Regions from separate parts of the Homo sapiens genome. Here region 2 is linked to region 1. Evidence: chromatin loops called from intact Hi-C (ENCODE). Cell type or tissue: mammary epithelial cell. All regions are shown on one strand. Each heading gives the region's core, and the rest is flanking DNA. Links, peaks and the distances in the headings are about the cores only. Region 1 overlaps TENM2 (teneurin transmembrane protein 2). Region 2 overlaps TENM2 (teneurin transmembrane protein 2).

The links. Peaks named below come from ENCODE experiments on the same cell type or tissue, not always from the same donor. Only the 100,000 strongest peaks of a DNase experiment are listed, where the experiment ranks them.
Region 2: it touches region 1 in a loop (3-fold over the local background); 2 of 110 quality-filtered maps call a loop at or near these places.

The regions. Positions count from the first base shown.
Region 1 is chr5:167,586,643-167,589,566 of GRCh38, reverse strand. The region is part of intron 4 of TENM2 (teneurin transmembrane protein 2); the gene reads right to left. Among named protein-coding and RNA genes, the nearest start is that of TENM2-AS4, 72 kb to the left of the region's middle. In mammary epithelial cell, for the core only: a CTCF peak has its summit at 1,588 (motif pointing right); no DNase peak of the experiment used is centred there.
Region 2 is chr5:167,948,649-167,951,572 of GRCh38, reverse strand. All of the region lies in intron 5 of TENM2 (teneurin transmembrane protein 2), which reads right to left. TENM2-AS3 (TENM2 antisense RNA 3) reads left to right here. Exons shown (of 3, transcript XR_941186.3): 2 at 2,655-2,757. Among named protein-coding and RNA genes, the nearest start is that of TENM2-AS3, 3.5 kb to the left of the region's middle. In mammary epithelial cell, for the core only: a CTCF peak has its summit at 1,323; a DNase peak (open chromatin) is centred at 1,262; H3K4me3 peaks cover 223 bases; H3K27ac peaks cover 2,020 bases.

The sequences.
Region 1 (2,924 bases), core at 279-2,778:
TATATATTTTTAAAATATGCTAATTTCTATTGCTATCATAAACTTATTGGGGAATATTTCCACAAAAGCATTGGATGCAATATGGTACAAAATGTGGCACTCAGCATTCCTGTGTGCTCTACACAGTTCACACTTATATTTGAATTCTGACACATGTTTAAAAAATAAAACTATTAGTGTTATGCAGAGTCCAATTTCTTTACTACTAGTTTGATAATATTCAACTATTGTTAAATAATTTGTGTATCATGCATTAAGGGAACACTGAACAGAGACAACACATGAAAGGTTGTGTGGCTTTGTGACAATGGTAAATATATCATTCTCTAATGGAAACCTAAGTATCATTAATTTTTTTTTTTTTTTTGAGACAGCCTCCCTCTGTCGCCCAGGCTGGCATGCAATGGCACAATCTCAGTTCACTGCAACCTCCACCTCCCATGTACAAGTGATTCTCATGCCTCAGCATCCCAAGTAGCTGGGATTATAGGTGTGTGCCAATAGACCCAGCTAATTTTTCGTATTTTTAGTAGACACAGGGTTTTGCCATGTTGCCCAGGCTGGTCTCGAACTCCTGACCTTAAGGGATCCGCCCACCTCAGCCTCTCAAAATGCTGGGATTATAGGCGTGAGCCACCATGCCTGGCCTGTCATCTGATTTTTATATTTCTTGGAGATCTGAAGGGAAGTTCCAAGAATAAACAGACAAGATGAATTAAATGGGTTCCAATCATAAATGAAAAACAGAAAGCCACATTCCACTTGTTGAGTAACCAGAATCCCTCATATTGTCCTTTGCAAACCAGTAATTCTACATAGGTTCTATCTACATGTCATTTCCATGAGTTCAGTAATTTTCTGCTAATGGTCTTTTGTATATGTGCTGTTTTTAAAAGATTATTACTTCAGTATATACTTACAGTAGATTTTATTTCTTTTGTTGTTGTTTTGTTTTAGCTTCCCAAGTGATTGTGGGAACAGAAATGGATTTAAAAAGTAGTCTGTAACTAAGTAACTAAGTATCAAAAGAAAACAATATCCCTTAACAATGCTTATTCATATCAATTCATTTGGATGAAAGCTAATTGTATTGGTCACTACATAATTACATTCTAAAATGAATTTCACACAATACACCCATTGATGGAGAGAAAGAAATGCTCTCACAGTCTGTGTAGAAATATAAGTGATACCTCAAATTAAGGAGAAATGTGATGCACGAATATTCAATGCAGATACACAAACTACTATTATATATAGACCTAAGCACTGTCACCAGGCTTAGCCTATTAGCCATAACCAGGTGGACAATCAAGATATTTTGAATACGGAGACAAGGAGAATTCCTCTCCAATCCAGTTTTCTATTACGTTATCCAGTGGACATTTGCATATTGCAGTTATGTTGCACGTTCATGTCATTTATGATGAAACATATGGAAACTTAATTCTCTGAGAAGGTGAACAGTGAGCCCTGGGAATATCACTCACTTTCAACAGATTGAAATGGTCTGATCACCTCCTGCCATTCCCAGTCTTTTCTGAGTGTGGTTGCCTCTTTGGATCTCAGCATGTGATTCCCACTAATGGCAGCAGAGGGAGGTGCTGGAGCTCTAGGTGAACATGCTTGTGAATTAAAGCAGACCTTTGCAAACCACATGGCTCACGGGCTAAGGGGGGAAAAAGAGGAATTTCCCAGTCCCAGTAATGCTTTCTGACATATAAAAAGGGAAAATAGTTACACCTTTCACTGCATCACTGTGGGAAACTAATTTGTTTTGACATACTGAGAAGTAATCTGATGTTCGTATTTATTCCGAAAAAAGCTGTATTAGCTAAAAACAAATTTCATGAATAAAACCACGGATACATAATCAGACATGAACATCTACTGAGCATGTTGGAGATGTAGGGAATTAACTATTGCTCATAAACTTCTCTTTAAAGGAATCTAATTTCTATCACTTTGAAATCTTTTCCAATTCTTCTCTCTAGCACCACCAGCACCCAGGACACAGCTGTCTCCAGGAACACATGGAAACATTATACCCAGAACACTAGTGTGCATTGATCCGACCCACTGGTATCATGCTTCTCCTTCCAAAAGGCCTTATAAATGATCTTGAATGAAGAGCCATTTCAATACTATTCTTGGCACAATGACAGTCACTGAAAACCTTTCTGAGTGACAGGCTGTTTCACAACAAGCGGACATACTACCTTATTTGTTTATCTTCAGTTTATGAAAGGCTAATATTGAAAATTCTATTTAAACCCAAGAATCATCGAAATACTCCCCAAACTATTCTGGCTGGGAGAAGCATAGAGAAATATATTGGGCCTTAAAGATATAGAAAGAAAGGGGAAAAACCCAATGAAACCTCAGTGAGTGATAAGGGAGTTGGAGTTACAAGTATTAAAAGAGATGAATTGCATTAACCCCTGCCCTTCCCCATTATATTCACTGCCCACTGGAAACAACAACAGAATTACTAAAATCCCACACTCTCTAATGGGATGGTAATAGGATTCAGAGGCCATTAGGGTAAAGGCAATCCATATTTTACACTGTAATAAGCTCAGACTGAAGATGCTGCACCCCCTCAGAGCCCAACAATTACTAATTAACATTAACAAACTTACATGCACTTTCCAAATTGAAAAATAAACCCAAGTTAAAAGTCAAAGGTCTATTTTTTCAACAACTTAGATATTTTTGTGAATAAAAATCATCTAACTAAATTGAAGAAAAATTCTTTCTTTACTCTGGTATTGATTATTACTCATTCCAGAACGCTTTGGAAATGAGGGATACTGTGATTGTTATAAGGTGGTTATAATTCTCTACTAATAGAATACATTTGCTCATTGGCAAGTACGTTCCATTTTTTAAATTACCTCTTTCCCTAAAATATTTTCTTATTC
Region 2 (2,924 bases), core at 187-2,686, 360 kb before region 1:
TCCCTTGGAAAATATCCCCTTGTAGATATCGCTGTCTCTGACAACTCCACACAAGGTTTTCCTAGCAACCGATTCTCAATCTACAAAATGAAATATTTTAAGCATAATGAAAATGAAAGTAGTTTGCTATGCGATGAAGCCTATAATTTCGTTTTAATGGATGCTGAAACATGACTTTTAATTTGTGTCCTTTGAGAAAGTTTTATTTTTTGAAGCTTCCAGTCAGGGCTGGCAGCTCACCAGGTGACTGCTGAGCCTTGTCATTTTTGGCCCCTGCCAACTTTAAAAATCCTCAGCCCCTGCTGTCCTGGCTTTAAGAAGTTGGCTCAAGTCATTTAAACAAGCAATTTGACACAAATTTCAACTACTTGTCTCCTTATGTGGCCGGGCTACATCTCCAAAAGGTGTAATCTACATTCTGGGGTTCCTGTGCAGGCTGCAGAAACATTCTGAAGAAAAGACAACATGTCAAGAAGATACTAGGTTTGGAGAGCATCCTGACCAACAAAAACAAGAAGGAAAAATGTGGAGGAAACAGGTTCCTTGAAGTTCGCATCTCTAGGCTGAAATTATTTGGGTGATTTTTGTTTTCTTTGTGATGTTTAGAAAAGGACAGTGACAACAAAAACCCAGTGGGAAATACCACTGTACAGTTGTATAGATTTTAAATCATGTCCTCCAAATGAACCTGTAATTCCTATTTTACATTATGCATCAGTGACATTTTAAATATATCTTTGGGAGAGTTTCATAGCTGTAGCAGGCTATTATATTTTCTGGCATTGTTGTCTGTCTAGTAATGTATTATTACATAGTTATTTAGCATTTGTCTGTCTCATATTAGTGGAAAGAGGTGGGAAAGGGGGGTGAAATGATGTAATAATGATCCTTCAGGGATGCTATCCAAGCCCCTCACACATGGTTAATGAATTCTCATGCCTTTCTTTCCCCCTCTCTCAACTCCCATCCAAGTGGTGTCATTATTCCCCATTAGTTAGGTAATTACGAGACTTGCCTCAGGAAGATGGGGCGGGTCAGTGCACAAGTGAGAACCTGCCCTCCCCAGCCCTAAGTCCTAACTTTCCATCTCCCTCTGTCCTGGCCCCCCACCCTCCCCTCTCCAGACCACACACTCTTCTAAAGTACAAAGAGGCCATATAAAGGATTTAATTCCCTAAATGAGATACCAGACCCTCCTCCTTCCTGTGTATTCACTCTGAGCTAAGTTCTCCTTATCTACTCCAGCTTGTGTGGCCCTTGTGAGGTCCATCTGTGTTATGCGTGGGCAGAATTCCTGCGGTTGCTTGTGTGCTGACAATATCCAGGGCTGGTCCCCAGGGGGAAGAGAAGCACCGACCTGGGTGCCATGTGTTATGTTCCAAATAAAATGAATTGGGAGTTTTCCAGTTAACTAGAAGAGAGGTCAAGTTCTCTTTTCATTTATCCTAATGAGAAAGCCTAGAGCTTCCTGGGGGAAATGGAGAAGGAAGAGTAAGGGAAGATGGAAGAATACTTAATTCTCCGCTCACCCAGCCCTCCTATAAAGCAAGATGATATTTCATTGCAGATAGATCAAATTATTGACAGCAACAAAAACAAAAATTATCCAGCGTTCTCGGTATTGGAAGACATTCTCCTCCTAACTGTTGCTCATTTTCACCACGGCATTGATTATATTTGCTCATTTGTCTATCTATCCTGCAGTCATATTTCCCAACGAGGTGCAGGAGACAGAAGGAAAAGACAATTACAATACAGAGTGGTAAATGTGACCCCTGGGATATATACAGAGGAATGTGGGAACATCTAGGAGGGGCATTTAGCTAGAGGTTAGGAGATAAAATCTACAGAACTGGGTTCAAGAATTGAGTCTGCCACTTTCTAGTTGTGTGAACCTGGGCGTGCTACCTCATTTCTTTCATTCTCAGCTTACTCATCTGCCAACTGGTGAAAACAGCAGTAACTACCCGCTAAGGTTGCTGTGAAAGTTAGAGAGGAAGGATGAATGTAAAGTGCTAAGCATGCTGCCTGATGGTTGGCAAGTCCCCGAAAACCAAGTGTAGAGAACAGTGATGGGTTCTTTCAGGGATGAAAGGATGGATAAGACATAACTGCAGCTCTCAGGGACCCCAGATTTGAGTAGGAAAATTAAATCCAAATTTCATCTATCTAGGGCAGATGTCACAGACTGACAGCCCTCAAGCTGAATATTATCAAAAATTCAAAGTTGAGATTTTGCATAGTGTTCCAGATTTCTGACTTCTCTTGAAAGCAAAACCAAACCCAAAATATGGAGTCTGTATCCCCTCAAAACAACTGGATAGAGCTGAATGCTGTGAGGGGTGGGGTGGCTTATCTGATTTGCCATCAACCCTAGCGATCCCTGTTCTCGTAATTTAGCTGGCTGTATGTATTTATGTTACTGACGCCTAATAGTATGTTTTTGACTCCTAGTTTCACTCGGGTGCCTTGGTATTCAGTATCAGTAACGTACCTCTAGTATGAAGCACCTCTGCTACAACAAATGATCACAAGCACCTTTTTGCATTTATCACTTTTCACTACAGTCATCCAACACACTTGCTGGGTGGGAAGGTTTTCTGTTTCAAAAATGCAAACAATGCTGACAACATGCCCTCTTGCTTTCCAAAAAGCCAAAATACATGAAAAGCCCTTCTGTAAAGCAACTGATGTCTTCAACTTACTATGAAACGGAGATGAATAACTCAGCTTGATGAAGGAACCCTCATGTCCACTGTAAGTTCCATACATTTATTGGGTTTAATTAATGTGCATATTACTAAGAGCTCTTCTATTACATAAATATGAAATTACATAATAATGCAATTTAAACATAAGAAACTATATAAGGTAAATTCTTACACAGTATCAACCTAATCAGTATGCTATTAGTAGACAAAAGG